Regions from separate parts of the Homo sapiens genome. Here region 1 is linked to region 2. Evidence: chromatin loops called from intact Hi-C (ENCODE). Cell type or tissue: OCI-LY7. All regions are shown on one strand. Links, peaks and the distances in the headings refer to the core of each region. The heading gives the core; the rest is flanking DNA.

Region 1 (9,824 bases), core at 788-8,787, 110 kb after region 2:
TGCGTATTGTGCATAAAATTGGCATCAGTTTAGACTTAGCTCTTTCTAATATTGAAATAATAAACAGTATTAATTACTAGGTAAGGGTCAGATAAATGAACAAAAGTTTTGAGAGATAATAAAAACGTTCAAATTGATTGTATATAAGTAGAATAGCAAACAAAATATGTTCTTTGAAGTTTCCTGATGTTATGCAAAGGATGTCAAATATGTAAACAGCAGGCAGGAACATAATGTGTTGGAACTAAGCGTTTCAGAGGAATTGTAATGTCTCATGTACTATTAAAAAGAGAAAGACTATCCTTACTTTCTTGTTCAATATTTCTTGCAACTAAAACAATTGCTTTAATAGCAATTCTGTCCTTCAATAAATGTGAAATACATTTGGCACTGGCAAATCCTCAAGTTTAAAATATCACCATACATAGTAACGTCATTTCAGAGTGCAGATACTAGGAGATGTACTCAGTGTACTCATTGGCATCAAGACTTGTTTTTCTTCTTCCTTTCTTTTCCTTGCAGATATAAATGCAGTACAGGATTCACAGCTAACTCCAAATTAATCTTAGAGAAATTTTATTTTTCAGCAGACTTAAATGTTGCAGCTTTTGTGAATTTTACTAACATGGAACAAATGGTTGTGGTGAAAGGTAGTGTAGGGTAGCCTTGCAAGGTAATTTTCAGAAAATTTTGAACAGATGTTTAGTGTTACTAAGCTTATAGAAACGTATTTAACAGTAGGGTTTCTGATCATAGCTAATATGTTCAACTGTGGCTTTAACAGTAGGTTTTCTGATCATTGCTAATATATTCAACTGTGGCATGTGATATCTCTCCCAGGACTAAATTTAAGATGGTTGAGTCTGTTCCTTTGTGAGTAATATGATCACTGACCTATCATCTATCTGATCATTAATACTATCATAGCTTTGGAATAAGTAAACCAGCTTAACACCTCACGTTTTCTTCTTAGTGCCCCATTAAGCCCTTAGATCCCCGGTTTTAAAAGATTGTAAAAAGGAAAATATGATATATCATGCTATTACATAGTTGTTGCCTTTTAAATTGACAAAATAATAGTTCTCATGTAAGATCTCTTGTGTAATGAGATTGGCTATGCAAATTTGCAGATAAGATGTATCCTAGTGTGAAATTGCTTGCATAATAAAGAGGAGAAGAATTTAAAGAGCTAATGAAAACAGTCTGCAGGCAAAAATAGACACCAAGAATTCTATTCTTCTTGGTGGAAGGGGAGATGAAAAGCACCCTTCTACCCAATTATTACTATAAGGAGAAAAATATTGATAGGGGAGGGGGAGGAGTTAAGCTGTGCAATTTAAAGCCCATTCACCTCCGCTATAGAGTTTGTGGTAAAATGTAAATTGTGCACCAATGGTTGTCATAAATGTATTCTTTCATGAAATCAAATAGATGCTGTTTTCTACATTATTTTGAATATGGAAGGAAGACAGTGGGAGCAAATGGAGTTAGAGAACAAAGGACATTAAAATCTGGGTTATAGTTACATTGGTTCCTCTTAGAACTAGTGAAAATGTTCACACTAATAAAACATCTATGAGGGCAAGCTGGCATTCATTCATTCATTTACTCTTCATTCATTTTCAACACATATGTGATAAACTGTTATTCAATGTACTAGCCAAGTATCAGGCTTTGGTAGCTAACCCAACAGGCATCTCTGCAATCATGCAGCTTTTATGGACTAAGGATAGGAGATACTGAACCAAAGTCACACAGTAACTATAAAATTATCATTGTGATAATTGCTATTAGAAAAGCAGGATACTGTGAAGGCATATAAGAAAGGAAATTAATCTTGATGAGAGCATCAAGAAGGCCTTCCAAAGGAAGTGAATTATATTTATACCTAAAGCACCAATAAGATTAATCCTGATGAAGACAAGCAAAGGAATTTATTTGTTAGGGTTTGACACAATAGCAAATAACAAAAACATCTAAAATAATAATAATGGCTTAAAGAGAAAGAGTTTGTTTTACTCCCACTTCTAAAGCTTAGAGCTAGGCAGTCCAAGGCTGGTAGGGATCACCTCTATGAGGAACCCAGGATTCTTCTATTTTGTTGTTCCATTGTGCAGGTCCTCTAGTTCCAAGGATACTTCATGGCCCAGGACAAATGCTCCAGCTCCAGCTATTTCATTAGCATTCAATCAGCAGGAAGAGGAAGGGGAGGAAGAAGGGCACACCTATTCACTTCAAGAGCACTTCTTATATCCCATGGTTATGACTTAGCCATGTGGTCACACCTAGCTGCAACAGACACTGGACAATGTGGTATTTATTCAAAGAATACATGTGCCCAGCTAAAAGTTGGAGTATTAGTACCATACAAGAATAAAAGAAGGTGTTACTAAAGACAAAAGGAGGAGGGGGGACTGTATATTGGGAGATGACTAATAGTCTTTGCCAGAGAAAACCACATGTGCTAAGGTAAGGTACGAGGCAAGAGGAAGTTTGGTATACTTGAGGGAAAGAGGGAAGCTCAGTGTGTTTAAACATTATGGGCAAAGGAGAGGAATAGTGTTAGTGTTCCTGGACCAAACCAAGGGTCGGGTTGCTTATTCTCATGGTCCAATAACAAGATGCAGACCAACTGGGAAAGAAGAGAATTTACTTCTGTAAACGGGTACAGGGAGAAGGCCAGGGAAAATATTGCCAGACCAACTCAAAATTACAAAGTTTTCCAGAGCTTATATACCTTCTAAGCTGTATGTCTACATGTAAGTGTGCATTCATCTAAAGACATAAGTGATTAACTTCTTCTCATCTATACCTAAGGTCTGAGTCCTGAAGACCTTCCTCTGGAGCTTCAGTAAATTTACTCAATCTAGATGGATCCAGGTGCCAGGGGTGATTACGCTTATCTTGTCTCCTGCTAAATCATGAAGATTTGGGAGTTCCTTTAGACCTCAATAAAACTTGTTTGTGGAGGTCTGGGGAGTTCCTTCAGACCCCCAGTAAAACCTGTTTAATACTAAACGGGTTCTGTTAAGAATTCCTTTGTTATTTCATCATGCTTCAAGGCCCTGGAAAGGCCTAGGCAAAACTCTTGGTGGGCTTTCGTTACATTCCAGCCTTCGTATAAGGGCACTGGCTCTATCAGCTTTAAATATTTAATTTAACCACTCAGTCAGTGCTGAAACAGTTGTCATGGAGGCCTTCCTGTTCAGCTGTTAGTGAGACCTGGCCTGCCAGATTAGTGGTGGGATACAGAGGGAGGTAGGGGCAGATCATGCATAGCCTTTTGGATCATATTAAGAATTTTGAACTTTATCAGAAGAACATGAAAAGCTATTGAAGGTTTTAAGGAAGAGGAAAACATGATCACATTCTCATATGAAAAAACATTTCTCTGATCACTGTGAACAGGTTAAAGACAACATTGGCAATACTTAGAAAGTTTAGGCCAGGCACGGTGGCCCATGCTTGTAATCTCAGCACATTGGGAGGCCAAGGCAGGTGGATCACCTGAAGTCAGGAGTTCAAGACCAGCTTGGCCAACATGGTGAAACCCCATCTCTACTAAAAAAATACAAAAAATTAGGTGTGATGGTGGGCACCTCTAATCCCAGCTACTTGGGAGGCTGAGGCAGGAGAATCACTTGAACCTGGGAGGTGGAGGCTGCAGTGAGCAGAGATTGTGCCACTGCACTGCAGCCTGGACAACAGAGTGAGACTCCACCTCAAAAAAAAAAAAAAAAAAGAAAAAGAAAAAGAAAGATAAAGGTAGGCATACTCTTTGGTGTATACAATTTCTCATTTATGAATTTATCGTGAGAAAGTCATCAGGCAAGTAGAGTAAGTATTACAAAGTCTGGAAGTACACCCACTGAATGTGGGACCGAGGCTAGGAAAGCTTCACTCTTTCATGTATAATTTTTCATTATGAATGATTTGTTTTACAATAAGCATGTATTACTTTAAATTTCATTGAAAAATCTATAAAGCAATTTTACTTTAGAACTAAACAAAGGCAAAAAGGCGTGTGGCAATGCTATAAAGTAGTCTAGATTGCTAACTCATTCCAGATTGTTGCCTTTTGCTTTGATTGCCATCTCTGATATTGCCTCTTTCCTGGATTCTGCCTTTTGGCCTGGTCCCTTTGCATTGACAATCTTGAACATTTGTTGTCCCCTTGAAGAGTTCTAGTAATTAAGGAGGTGGCTTCCATGGTGTGGTAGAAAGACAATAGGACCTAGATTTAGAGGGCTTGGATTATAATCTGGACTGATTTGTAGTATGATCTTGCAAATCGAGTAACATTTTGAGCATCAGTTTTTTTCACTTGTAAAATAGGGATAATTCTTACTCTATTTTATTGGGCTATTCTCTATCTGAAAGCATTTTATAAATTATGAAGCACCGTTATATATAGTTGTCATATAATTTACACATACACACATGCACACACACAGACACACAAACACACACGAACACACACTGCCTCACAGGGAAATCCCATTTCTTCAATGTTAGACTAATATAATTATTCTCAAAAGTGTTTTTCTTTGATTGAGCTCAAGTTTGTCTCCCTACAGTATATTATTGTGACTGTTTTTCAATTTGCAACAACATAGAATTGGTCCAGTCTTTCTTTATTACCGTGTAATAACCAAGAAAGCTAATGGGTTCAAACTGTATAGATTTAGGTCTATTTTTTTTTATAGTAGAATTTTCACATCTTTCTGGAACTTCAGGAACAGAGTTTGTTCTCCAGTAAAAAGTTTGAACAGCATTTGGAATAAATGAAACCATCTGAGGTTAAGTGTGTTCCGCTGGCTTCTTCCCATATATAATTGAAGATTATATGTAGCTTGATAAAATATTTTCCTTCAAATCTTTAACTGTAAAGAAATGAAGTTAAAAATTATGGTTTTACACAGCCAATTTATATGCTGTCTTTAGGGGGCAGTGCTAAACCACTGATAAGTTTCTTCATTTCTGCAAAGCTACTTGTAATAGTTAATATAAAATAAAGCTAAAATGGCAATCTTGATATTTGTGATACAATTATACACACCCCTTAATATTAGTAAAATTTTCTAGGTAGTCAAATGAAAATAATAATTTGAAGCTCATTTATTCAGTGATTCATTCAATAAATATTTATTGTTTCATTATGCACAACACATTGTAGGAGATACAATGTGAATAAGGCAATGTTTTCTTTCAAATAACTTACTTCACAAGGGTAAATAAGCCACACTTGTGTCTGTGTAGTATATTTGCACAAGCACACTGTGTGTGTGTACACAACTCTTTTATGGTAAAAAATAAAATAGCAGTACTTATTGATTTTTTATGTGCCAGTCTCTGTCAAGCAATTAATTTGATCTTCATACAGCCCTGCAAGTGGAAATGATTACACTATTTTTTCAGATAGGGAAACTAAGGATTAATAAGATTATGTGATTTGCTCAAAATCACAAAGCTTGGAAGTGGTAGAGCTAGGATTTAAACATATATCTGTTTGAGTTAAAAGCCAATGCTCTTTGCCACTATAGCATCTATCAACTCAAGGTGAATGTGAAATACCAAATGCAAACATTTGCACAAAGAGAGACAAGCAGAAGAACATGATATCATGCATGCTTGTGGGAAATCTGGAAAATTTTAGGTAAGGGATGAAATCTGAACTCTATTTTGAATCAGTGGGATTATAAGAAAATAATAAACATGATAGTTAATACTTATTGAAGCTGTATGTGTCAGGCACTTTATATTTATTACCTCATTTAGTCATCAGGAAAAAGCCCTGAGAGAGGTTCCACTGTATTGTTTTCCATTGCATAGATAAGGCAAGAGAGGCTGACAATGGTCTTATCTGCTGAAAATCATACGGCTAGTGAGGCGGGTATTTGGAACTTGAATTCAGGACTGTCTAATTTTAGAGCCCAAGCCCTTAACCACTACAATACGCTGTGCAGACAAGTAAGGTGAAAGAAAGAATAAAAGCATAGAGCATGATTAGGCAAGGGTAAACAATTCCACCTGGTTATAATCTGAGGTGAGTATAGTGAAAAAGTAAAAGGGCTAAAAAATCATTTGACTATAGAACTCTGAAGCCAGATTAAGGAATTTGGATATCATTTGCTGTGAAATGGGAAGTAATTGGAGCTTTATGAGCAGGGAAGAGAGATAAGCTTTTTTTTTTTTTTTTTTTTTTTTTGAGGGAGGAGAAAGAGATAGAGGAAGTTCCCTGTGTGATTGGATTAAATCATTGTAGCACCATTAACAAAATAGAAAAGAATGGATTAATCTAAAATGTTGATAATTCTTGGCCAACTATGAGGTGGTTTATAGTATGTGCCGCATCAATGTTGATGGTCAAACTGTTAGCTGATCATGAGCTGGTAAAGGAGATACCTTTTTGATCATTTTATTTATTCCTGTGAACAACTTTATCATATATATATATATACTCTTTCAGATTAAGATTTTAAATTTCCCAAGATTTTTTATTTTACTCAAAGGATCTGTAGGGTCAAAAATCCCTGTGATAATCACCTTCTATTATTGATTTGAGAAGTGTGTATTTATGAAAGCATGGGCTGCTATGTATCAAATTGCAGAAATTTTCACTCCCTGTCACAGAAGGCAAAATGCTCTCAGGACTTTACTCGTGTAACAGAAACGTATTCACCAAATATACCTCTTTTATTTAAACTGCAATTATTTACATCAGTGTGGTTTTTCAGTATATTGTCTTCCACAGGTTATTGTACCAAAGGAGTGGTCACAGAATGTAGTGGTGAGGGGAGAGTAGGTTTTGCAGCCCCCTAGTCTGGGTTAGAATCCTTTTTCTGCCACTTGCCAGCTTCGTGACCTTGGGTTTTACTTGGCCTCTCTGTCCCTTAGTTTCCTCATTTATAAAGTGAGAGGAAAAATATTTGCCTCAAATGGCTGTTGTGTGAATTAAAATAGTTAACAGACAATAGGCCAGTGATACTCCAAGTCACATAGTAAGTTCTCAGTCTAACAGTTGTTATTATTATTGTATTTTATAGACAGCAACTGATTGGGGGACAACTTAATTTCATTGCTTCTTAGTTACTGACAAGTGATCAAGGGGAAGTTAAAATGTGAATGCAGAAAACAAATTCTTTTAAATAGGAGGAAAAATAAAATCTTATATTCTATTTTTAAAAGGAACAATTTTGGGGGGAGGATGCTATTTACAATCCAATATGTAGAATATATTTACTTGCTTTAGTAATCATGATCTATCAATGTTGTGCTGAACGCTACATTCAGAGGACCTTTAGACAATTTAGTGTATTTCTTTTTATTTATGCATATACATCTTTTTTTTTAAATTGAGTCTGCTAAGTATTCAGCAGGCTCTTAGAGTGAAGTTTTTCCTCAGTTTCTGCAAATTTTCATGCTTTATTTCTTTGACCCTCCCATCTCTACTCTTAATTTTTGGAGCTCCTTTTGTTCAGATGTTAGAGGTCTTGGTTTGACCCCTAGTTTTCTCCACTTTTAAATTCTGTTCATCTTTTGGGAAATTTTCTCAGATTTTTCTTACTCTTGTATTGGATTTTATGTATTTTGTAACTTTCTGTTCTTGTTTCATGGCTATAAATATCTTCTCTCTGAGGATACTATTTATAACTTTTTTCTCTATATTTATTTTGGTGTCTGTTAAGAGGTTTTTCTCAAATATATGATTCTTGTGAGTGGAACTTGTTGAGAGGTTGGCTTCACAGTAGAGATTGATACATAGATCCCACCATTTTCCTGCTTATTTATAGACCTTTTTTCTTAGGAGGTCTGTTTCTACAGGGAGGAGTATTCTAGTTGTTTATCTGGGAATATAAACCGTGCTGCCATGTTGTCTAATGCAAATATGGTAAGGCACGGGGTAGGTTATGAATCTTCATTACTATATAGATATTAATTCTCTTGTTTTTGGAGACTCAGTATATCTGTAGTCTTAGAATTCATAATCCTTTTGCTTCAACTTCTTCAAAAATTAAACCTCTAATTTCTTGCCAGTGGTAAAGATTTAGTTTCCTGGCTGGGTGAAAAGGAGATGGGTCTAGGGGTATAATTCTTTCTGATACTGAGTTTCAGTCTGTTTCTGCCCCACCTACACTTACACCTTCACAGGTAGCCAGTCCCTCCAATTCTTTCCACATGAAGGTTCTTTGCTTTCAGTGTTCTCATGTTTGCTAAGTCAGGTAATACCCATCTGTTATCCAAAAGTTACTCAACATTATCCAGAAGTTTTCTTAATATTGTCTGTTCATCTCTCCTGTCATCCTTATTTTTATGGTGTAAACATTTTTATAAATGTTCTACCATCATTTTAGTGAGATTTGGGAGATAACGAAGGAAAATATATGTGCTAAATATGGAAGTCTCATTATGAATTTTAAAACTGTTACTCCTGTTATATGTATGATATGAAAGTTTATAAAGTTTTATTTCAGTGGCATTCTGAACAAACTGGTTTATCAGGAGTTCCCATTTCAATAAAATATTTTCCTGTTAGTGCCCTAACTGCATTTTTCCTTAATTTTATGCCTAAACCTAAATTCTTGATAAACCATAAGATTTTTCTCATTTGTTGCTATTCAAATATTTTATTAGGCCATTATCATGTTCTATTCTTCATTATGAACTTCATATATTATTTTATAAGTCTTTCACACCTAGTTTTTTTCACTTTTAACTTAAGTTGGACTATACATATTTTTATCTCAGGCACAGGGCACAGCCATGTAACTGTGGCTAAAAGTGAGCTGACTTGTTTGCCGAGATATACCACTGTCATTTATAGAATTTAATTGATGTTAAGATATCTAAATATCATTGATATAATATATTGGTATGATATAAATTTAATTTCAGAGAACCTCATCTACAATCAATTTGTCACCAGGAGAAGTGGAAGAAGAGGATGATGATGAAAATACGTGTGGGCCATCAGGACTTTGGGAAGCATTAACTCCGTGTAATGGATGTAGGAACCTTGGCTTCCCCATGCTTGCCCAGGTAAAAGTTTGCTTTTATTAAGGTACAATAAAACAAAAATGGTTGCCTATGTTTTTAAGATAAAATCTCCCTCCCCTTCGAAAATCAAATTAGGATCTTGTTCACTTTGTGATTTTGGATCTTGTGGTTTTTCTCAAAGTGTCAAGTAAAATGTGCATATAACTTGGTGTGCATATGTGTACATATGCGAAGACATAATTTATGTAAAAAATTAGTATTATTTAGTTTGGTTATAATGCAGAAAAGTTATCTTGTTTATGAGGTTTTAATATTTTGAATCCAGAAATATATCAGTTTAAAGAATGCTATTTTTAAAAAGTAAAAGTTGTCTACAGATATAAGGAAACATATTATGGCTGTTTAAAAGCATAGCCAGTGATTATATTTTTCACATCACAATGGAGCATTGTAGAATAATGGGAATGTGTACTTCTGGAGGTTTTGGAATAAAATCCAAAAATGAAACCAGAACACTAAAATATTGACTATTAGTTTCAAGTCATTTCACTATCATTAAGACTACTTTAAATCTGTAGTATCACCTTCAGGTTCCTGTTGTGGGTTGTGAACCATACACTCTTAGAGGAGTTTCAGAAATGACTAAAATATTCCAGAGATAGGAAATTTGAAGCCATGGTGAAAATATCTCTGCACAATAAGCAAAGAACTTAATATGAAAGGGTATAATGTTAAGAGGTTAATTACATAGAACGTGGGTGGAAAAAGCAGTCCAGGACAGAAGATAAATCACAGTACTTATCCAGAAAAGTGTTACATCTCAAAGA
Region 2 (9,824 bases), core at 642-8,641:
GATGTTGGTTCCCAAAAAAAGACAAAAACCTTCCTTTCGACTGTCTTCCCCATTTTCTCTATGAACTCAGACTAACAGAGCAGAGCCACACGTATAGTTTCCTCACTTCCTCCTGAAGTCATAGTAGGAGAGAAATGTGGAAAGTTCAGTCTGCATATTTTTATAATATTATGCAAATCCCAAGAGGTTTCTCTTTGATAAGCTCAGAATCTTAAGCATGAGTTAGTTCCTGTGACAACGCCTTTATGATAGTGTTCTTTGAAAATATTGCCATATAAAATATTAAAGGTTATGTGAGGCAGAAAAACAGATGATATAGTTGAGTAAGAGCAAGTATTTCTATTTATTAGGAATGAGAGTTTACAAAGAAGAAAGAGGGGAGATAAGATTAGAAGGATAGATTGAGGTCAGGCCATGGGTGATTCTCACTCATTTGGATTTTTATATGAACACAAAAGCAAGAAAAACTATAGAGAATAAATCAGTTTAATATTAAGATATTTAAACCTACTTTTTGTCCTGTAGAGGAAGGACTTATAGTATATACTGGTATTAAAGGAAATACATTATTCTGATAAGAAATCTGTAGTCACTTTTAGAACTTAATTTGTTACAGATATATCATACTTTATTCAAAAGCCAGTAATAGAGTGAACTGTGTTAAGTATGTCATATTATTTGTGAAAACTAAAAAAAAACTTGCTAAGTATAGTGACTGTCCATTATGAGAACATTTACTTAATTTAGTTACTTAAAGTAAGCTGTGACACTGTTTCCTGGGATAGCACTTGCTAATCTAGTTCCATGGCTAGTCCTACCTCCTTGGCCTGCTTTTTTTGTTTCATTTTGTTTTTGTGCTTCACTCTCTTTTGTAAAAACATCCTATTATTGGCCCCAATAAAAATTCTTTATGAATAACTATGAACAGTTGTATATGTACTGAAGTAAATACCTGTAAGTTTTACCAAATGAAATTTTTATATTAATGAAATAATTTATAATAGTAACTTTAATGTTGGGACAAAATCCTCTGTTAAAAAATCTGAAATAGGTGTATGCTGTCTCCAGGTTACCAATCAGTTACATTTTAATATTTCCTTGAAAGTTAGTTAGAACTTAAAACATATTTGTGCTATATAAACAACACATAGTGTTTATATTTTTAGATCCATCCTCAAAGATTTATGTAAACTGGCAGCTTCTGGCCTTCTACTTGTAAAACCACAGATATTCTGAAAGCCCTAATTTTTTAGACCAGGGTTTCCAAACTTTTTTGTTGTACGTACCATTAGTAAACAAATTTTGAGCAAATATCCCTGATTATTTGTAAATTATATATATATAGACTGCATTTCTAGTAATATTTGATGTAAATTATGAGACATACACAACAAAAGAAATTCAAATTGAGGAAGGTAGAGAATAAGTGTAAAACAGAAGCTCTAATTATTTTTCGTTTACCCAATGAATATCTTATATGCCCTGGGGTCTGTATGTGCTGCTTGGAGACCATGATTCAAGCTTCTATCTTTCAGGAAGTTACGGCAAAGGCTTTTGACTTTGAGAGAGTGATAATAGTTTGGGGAAAAGATGTTCAATTTTTTTTGTAAGCCAAAGACTGTATTGTGATAGTGGCAAGAAAGAAATTAATGCTCATAAATTGAGCGTTAAGGTTTTGAAATCTGAACTCATGCTTTTCTAACACCACTCTTCGTTCCTGTGACAAACCTTTACAATAGTGTTCTTTGAAAATATTTCCCTATAAAATATTAAAGATTATGTGGAGGGAGAAAAGCAGATGGTATATATGAGTAAGAGCAAATAATTCTGTTTATTTGGAAGAATAGAGTTTACAAAGGGGAAAGATGAGAGAGTAGAAGTGTAGTTTGAGGTCAGGTCATGGATAATTATGAATGTCAGGCTAAGAATTTTGGTTTTTTTTTTAAGAAATGAGAAAAATCTAAAGGATTTTGGGCAGATAAAAGACATCATTGGAACTGACCTTTCAGAAGATGAATCTGATAGAAACCTGTTAGCGAATGTTTAAAAAGTAATCAAATTACTTTGACCCTTTTCTGTAGCCTGTTTTATTTGAATTCATTCCATGTTTTGTTGAATATTTGTTTCTATTCATCAAAAAAGTTTTTTTTCCAGAATATTGCTTCAATTATACTCTTACATGTTGCAAAAAGTTTAGTCAAGTACAGGTCACCTAATATAGGTCACCTAATACAGATGGTTCTTACCATGTTTTGAGTTGTGGGATTTATAATAGATATGGTTCTTGATTTCAAGTGTTTCAAAACACCTATCCTAAGGAGACTTCAGTCACAGTGTGTAGACTATAACTGAAGGCTAACATATAAAACACTGAATAAATAAGAACTGACACTTACTCAGTTTTTGCTATTTGCTACTCTAATGCTTTACGTGATTTAAGTCGCTTATTAAGTAATCCTAACAATATGGATTTAGAAAATGACTTAGCTGCCAAGTGGCAGAGTGAGGATTCAAACTCTGAGCCAGTGTTTTTAATTCTCAGCCACATTTCTCATAGTATGCTACCTTGTGGCCAAAGGAATTTTTAAAAGGGAGAGACCAGTGAATATTTACAGATACTCATTGAAGTCTTTGTGGAGGTAGGGAGAGACTAAGCTGTGTCCTGGTGAAAGGGGAGCTGTGCTTTTCACTTTTGTTGGGACAAATGATTGAGAAAGGATTCCAGCCTGAAGAAACAGTAAGTGCAAAAGCACAGAGATGAGAATTAGTGCATAATTTGAGAATGATTTATGATGAGAGTTTGTTTTGGAAAGTAGTAGGAAATAAAGTTGGGTAAGTAATGATAATACCTCAATTTATGGAACACTTTACTTGTATTAACTGATTTAATCCTCACAATAACCCTTTGAAAAGGATAGTATTATTTCTCCATACAGGGAGCTTTTATGACTTTCCCAGTTTCATGCGGTAATTACAGAGCCAAGAACACAGACATTCTGGAGCTGGAGCCATAACCCCTTGCCACTCAACTCTATTGTCAGAGAACAAAGGCAGCTAAGTAGATTGGGAGGCTAGCCAGAAGTTTAAAATTGATCCTGAGAATAAATTCTTGTGTAGGAGAGTTCTCCTGAAAGTGACATTTTTGGAAAATAAAAGTGGTAGTTGTATGTTGCTTGATCTGGGGAGAGGCTCAAACAATGGTTCTCAGCCATAGTTGTATATTAGATTTACCTAGAGAGGCTCTAAAAAATAAATACTGATGCCCTCAGATACCAGTCCAGACCAACTAAATCAAAATAATTTTGGGTAGCTCTGAGCATTGCTCTTGGAAAAGCTTCTCAGGTCTAACATCCATACTACTGGTCTAGGGAGCCAAAAATCAGCCAAGATCTTTCTGAGGTAATTCAGGTCTGAGATGATGAGTCAGAACTGAGGTCTTGAAAACACCACAAAACTAGAATTTTTTGAGATGGAACAAATCTCGTAAATCTTAATGTCCAGCCTACTTCTGCAATTCCCCAGTGTAAGAGCTTCTAAAAGTCTCTTGAATTAGGGATTATCTGTGCTATAACAAATTAGCGTAGATTGGGTGGCTTGGAAAAAAAAAAAAGCATTTATTTCTCACAGTTCTGGAGTCCGAGAAGCCCAAGATGAAGGTACCAGCAGAGCTGGTAGCTGGTGAAGGCCTGCTTCCTGGTTTGCAGAGGGCTGTCTTCTGGTTGTATCTTCATGTGGCAAAGAACAGAGGGGAAAAAAGCAGGTTCTCCTGATGTGTTTTTTTTTTTTTTTTTTTTTTTCTGAGACGGAGTCGTGCTCTGTCGCAGGCTGGAGTGCAGTGGTACAATCTCGGCTCACTGCAACCTCCGCCTCCGGGGTTCAAGCGATTCCCCTGCCTCAGCCTCCTGAGTAGCTGGGACTACAGGCACGTGCCACCACACCTGGCTAATTTTTTGTATTTTAGTAGACACGGGGTTTCACCATGTTGGCCACGATGGTCTCGATCTCCCGACCTTGTGATCTGCCTGCCTCGGCTTCCCAAAGTGCTGGGATTACAGGTGTGAGCCACTGCGCCCAGCCCTCCTGATGTTTTCTTATATGAACACTAGCACATCATAAGGGGTTATCATCTGATGACCTCCCAACACCCCCTCCTTAATACCATCACATTGGGGTTTAGGATTTCAACATATAAACTTGGCGGGGACACCGACATGAGGTTCATAGCAAGGAGGCTTTCAGTTTATCATCAAGGAAAATCCAAACTGCAGTCAAACCACAGTCCTCAATTATAACATTTCTATGTTATATTGGACTATTAAATGTGGAAAACATTTCTGTATGTCTGTTATTTATATTACTGGTTAAATGATGAGCATTTGGGTTCAGTTAAAATTTAATTTCATAGGATATGAAACATCCAACTTGCTGATTGTGATATGACAAGTAATTCCAAAAGTTATTTTGGAGAAATAAAAATGTAAGGAAATATGTTTTGTAGCATCCATATTTTTAATTAATGTGTTTTACATATTAATGATGTGGCTTGAGTTTTGGAAGTATTTTACCTATATTCTTAGTTCAGTTTAGCTTTTGTTGTCTCTTTTCTTCCAATAGAGGGCACTCTGATTCAGTAATTTCAAATACAAAACCAGCCATCTTATGTAAGAACTTTTATTTTTGAATCGGAGATTTTTGTTTCTATTAAAATATTAGCTATAATATGGTAGTTTGAACACTTTTACTAATATAAGTTAAAAATTAAATTCTTATTATGATTGAATGTATTCAATTGGAGGTTTTGCATGTAATATAAAGGCTAGCTCAAGTTAAAATTGCATTTTGTCTTGCATACATTTTAATTCAAAAGTCAGTCTGTTTTATATACTCTTATAATATGCATCTGAAACCATTTTCTAAGTTGAATTAGGACATTATATAATCTAGAATGTAAATTTTGAAGAAATATAAATATCCTAACATTCTTTACCAACTCATGAAATTTAGGTTTTCGAAAGAATGTGAAATCATCTGAAAAAATTTTCTATTCTCTTTATGTTTTCCCAAGCCTTATATTCATGTTTTTTCCTCCATGTGTATAAACAATCTATACAATTCTTAAATGTGAACACAGCATGCCATAGAGAAATTTGATGATAAAGATCATTAGAGCAGATTTCAGAATCCAGGTACCAGGAAAAGTTTTTTTGTTTTTTTTTTAAACATTTGTAATAGAACATTACCTCATCAGCGTATGTCTTTAAGAAGTAAATAAGAAGCTTAAGGGATGAAACGTGTTATGTATTTTTTTCTCTTGACACAAGCAGCATCTAAAGCTTTTGGTTTGAAAGGGGTTGCATTGGCAGGTTTTGTGCAATTTTGTTCAGCAACTATGCCTCTTTTCTGTTATTTTACTTTCTTTTCCAATGCAAAATATTTAATTACATGTCAGCCTTCTGAAGTGTGAGGTATTTTATTTTAGTATTTTAAGATTTCAAGATTTACCTTGAAGGATTTTCAGTTTTTTTTAATGCCAAGCTATTCTTGAGAATACTCTCTGGGAGTGAGGTCCCTACTTTTGGAAAATATACTTAATTTAGTTCTAAAATTCATCAAGTTTTAAAGATCAGTAGAGTCAGATTAGATTGCCTAAAAACCAAATGGTGTTTCTGAAACAAAGTTTACCTTCAAACACATTCTAACCCAATTTCTAGAGCTTATTATCAGGAATGCATCAATTTCAGAATTTGGAGAGAGCTTCGTGGCTATCTTACCCAATTTCCATCAGATTTAGAGAATCTTGGGAGGCAAATTTTTTGAAATGTAAATAGAGGCTTATTATAGGAACATAACTGATTCTTTAGCATGTATAATTTTTTATAGTGGTGCTAAATCTTAAGCAGTGGTATACAATGTTCAAAAGAACATTCTAACCTGAACAATCTATTTCTTATGTAGTTGAACAGACCTTTTGGATGTGGTGACTCAAGGTGATTCAACTAAGGTTGGAAATCTCCTAACAGGTTTTGCAAGAATTAGGGAATGTAGAACTAGGATCATGTTGACCTGCATTTATATATTGAAAACAATACCATTAACCACACGTATGTACTGTAGGTACATTAATGGAAAAATCCAGAATCAGAAGGGTAAGTTTTTGTTCCTACCCTCACCTCAGGAAGAACTTTTTGTAACCTTAGGGAATCTAGGAAGTCCTTGAGAAAATGGCTAGTAGAATAAAAGAGTCATTTTTCTGAACTTCTAGCACACTTGCTTTTTACCATTCTTGATACATCTCTTTCTGCCTTGCCTTGTAGGTGTATATGTTTTGCATTACTTCTTATATACCCCTTTGACAGTAGGTTCATTATTAGATTGATCTCTGTAGTCACATCCTGCCTCACACGGTGCCTTGAATGTAGTGGTCTCTCAGTGAAAGTTCATTGACTGAATAAATGCATAAAAAGGCAAAGACTGCATATAAAAGTGTATATGTTCTTGCAAATGAACCATTATCATTGCAAAATGCATTTAATTATTTGGAGATGAATTCCAGAGACCAAAGTGGAGGTTTTTCCCAGCAATCATGATGGGAATCTCAACCATCTTTCTTAGGGAGATAACTTAGTCTAGCAGTTAAGAGCATGAGATTGTGAGTCCTACAGATTTGGTTGTACAACTCTGTTCTGCAATTTACTAGCAGGGTGACCTTTGGAAGTTGCTTGATATTTCCAAGCCTTAGTTTCTGCATCGGTTAAAAAAATTTTACTCTGGCTTTCTGTCAGCCATAGAAAAGAGCTATTTTGTTCTCTTTTATGTTGCTGAAGAGATCTTGATTTTTATGTTTCACAGACTTTGTCCAATTTTGTCCAGACGTTCTAAATAGTCACAAAATGTCAACGTAGAGGGGATTTCTCTAGTGAAAGTGAAATATTTTGTTCTTGGATTGGTCTGAGTCAATATTTTACTTGGAAAAAGCCATATGTATTCTAATCAGCTTTGTAGAAGTTAGGGAGGAATAGCAAATATGACAAATAATTGAACTTATATGAAAAATTATCTCAATAGGCTGAAATCTTGGCTCAAGGTAAAAACATAGAATTCAGTGGGAGTTAGTATAAAATCTTATATTTAGATTCCTTAAAAATCAATGGTATAAATACAAGGTGGGGGAGATTTAATGTCAGAGAGTAGTTCACACAAAAGTTTTAGGGTATATAGATGACTACAACTGCTACGTGAACCAGCAGTGAGATGTAGCTACTAAAAAAATCAGTAAACAGTGACCAAACTATAATATCTCAAAATAATTGTAACACTAGAAGCTAGCATTTATTAAGTACTAAATTTTCACTACATGCTAGGCATTGTGTAAACATGTTAAAAATCATTATCTCCTTTATTCCTGACAACAATCCCATGAGGTAGGTTTTATTATCCTCAACGTGGGAATCAGGAGTAAAGTCAGTTGCCCAAAAGGTAAATCTTGGATCTGAATGTATGTCCAATGTCTTACAAGTAGATCATTCTGTCTTTCATTACTGTCTTCCAGATTGACCTCTCACCTTTTCATCATTCCTGCCAGTTTGTGGGTTCAGACCATCATTTCCCCTCACCTGAGTTATTTCAAGAGCCTCCTACCCTGTCCACCCACTTCTAGTCTCTCCTCTTCATCTGCTCATATTTATTCTGAGCAATGCTGCCAAGTCAGTATGCCTTAAGTGCCATTCTGGTCATGTCATTTTCCTACTCAAAACTAGCCCTGGTCCTCACTGCAAATGTTAAATAGAAACGTTTAACTCAGGCATTCAAGACCCTTCATTTCTAGCTTCATCATATTTTTCCAGCTTTATCTGCTAGTAATGTCTTAGATAAATATATTTTAGTAAAATGGATTATTCTTGGCCAGGCACGGTGGTGCATGCCTGTAATCTCAGCACTTTGGGAGGCTGAGACTGGAGGATCACCTGAGGTCGGGAGTTAGAGACCAGCCTGGCCAACATGGTGAAACTCCATCTTTACTAAAAATACAAAAACTAGCTGGGCCTGGTGGTGTGCACCTGTCATCCCAGCTACTCAGGAGGCTGAGGCAGGAGAATCACTTGAACCCGGGAGGTGGAGGTTGCAGTGAGCCAAGATAGCTCCACTGCACTCCAGCCTGGATGACAAGAGTGAAACTCTGTCTCTAAATAAATAAATAAAATGGATTACTCTCAAACACGTCTGTCTTTCTTATTGTCCACGTTCATGTTTTGTCTATATATATTATCCCTACCATCTCTACTTATTGAAAACTATTTTTGATCCTTCTATTTAGATCTAACTATTTGCATCATTATGCTGCTTTGTATTAATTATGCATGAATCATCTTTTTTGACTTTGCCTATAAGCTCCTTGAAGACAGGGAAAATATTAATCTGTGTGTGTGCATGTATTTGTCCTTAGCATAGTTCCTCACTCACATGCTTAGCAAACATTTATTGAATTGATAGAACAGGTCATGGGCATAAAAACATCTGTTTGATAACCTGTATTTCGGTGTAGGCATATGAGAAAAATTCTAACATGGAATATTTATGATCTGAGAAGAACTTCCCCTGTTGGGTGATTTTTCAAATAATGAATACCTCGCCAGTTTCTTTGAGGATGAAATAAAATACCCCTGTAAACTATATTATTGACTTCACAATATATCGCTAGGATCTTAAGTCAAATTATATTTTTCTTAGGTAATAGTACATCACTCTCACTGATGAGAAGGATATCCTGTATTACAAATACCATGTTTAATTCCTGATAACATATACGAAGGAAGTATATAGTATATGAATATAGGAAATATGTCTGATTACATTATTAATTTTTGAATTCCTAAATATTTATGTGATAAACATTTTTGAATTAATCCTTGTTATTCTTTCTGTATTATTGAGATGGGGCTATTTTGTTTTTTTTTTTCCAGCTTTTATTTTAGGTTCAGTGAGGTACATATGCAGGTTTGTTACATGGGTAAACTGTGTGTCACTGGGATTTGGTGTACAAATGATTTATTCTCCCAGGTAATGAGCATAGTACCCAATATGTAGCTTTTTGATCCTTACTCTCCTCCCGTGCTACACCCGCAAGTAAGCCCCATTGTCTGTAGTTCCCCTCTTTGTGTCCATGTGTGTTTCCATGTGTATTCAGTGTTTAACTCACACTTACGAGTAAGAACAAGTGGTATTTGGTTATCTGTTCCTGTGTTAATTTGCTTAGGATAATGGCCTCCACCTGCATCCATGTTGCTGCAAAGGACACAGTTTTATTCTTTTTTATGGCTGCATAGTATCCCATGGTGTATATGTGCCACGTTTTCTTTATCTAGTCCACCGTTGATGGATATCTAGATTGATTCCATGTCTTTGCTGTTGTGAAAAGTGCTGCAATGAGCATACGTGGATGTGTCTTAATGGTAGAATGATTTGTGTTCCTGTGGTCATACACCCAGTAATGGGATTGCTGGGTCAAATGGTAGTTCTGTTTTAAGTTCATTGAGAAGTCTCCAAACTATTTCTATAGTAGCTGAATTAACTGACATTCCCACAAATAGTGTTTAAGCGATCCCTTTTCTACACAACCTCACCAACATCTGTTTTTTTTTTAACTTTTTAATAATAGTCATTGTGACAGGTGTGAGATTGCATTCAATGGTTTTGATTTGCACTTCTCTAATGATTAGTAATGTTGAGGATTTTTTTCACATACTTATTAACTGCATGTATATCTTCTTTTCATGTCCTTTACCCATTTTTTAATGGGGTTGTTTTTTGCTTGTTGACTTTTTAAG

What was found. A loop is a pair of places that touch in the nucleus more often than their neighbours do. Peaks named below come from ENCODE experiments on the same cell type or tissue, not always from the same donor. Only the 100,000 strongest peaks of a DNase experiment are listed, where the experiment ranks them.
Region 1: it touches region 2 in a loop (5-fold over the local background); 3 of 110 quality-filtered maps call a loop at or near these places.

What each region holds. Positions count from the first base shown.
Region 1 is chr12:99,654,282-99,664,105 of GRCh38, reverse strand. It overlaps ANKS1B (ankyrin repeat and sterile alpha motif domain containing 1B), which reads left to right. Exons shown (of 27, transcript NM_001352186.2): 9 at 8,896-9,039. Among named protein-coding and RNA genes, the nearest start is that of GARIN6, 11 kb to the right of the region's middle. In OCI-LY7, for the core only: CTCF peaks have their summits at 4,730 and 4,934; a DNase peak (open chromatin) is centred at 4,945; H3K27ac peaks cover 2,222 bases.
Region 2 is chr12:99,762,799-99,772,622 of GRCh38, reverse strand. All of the region lies in intron 8 of ANKS1B (ankyrin repeat and sterile alpha motif domain containing 1B), which reads left to right. Among named protein-coding and RNA genes, the nearest start is that of GARIN6, 120 kb to the right of the region's middle. In OCI-LY7, for the core only: CTCF peaks have their summits at 4,420 and 4,620 (motif pointing right); a DNase peak (open chromatin) is centred at 4,662.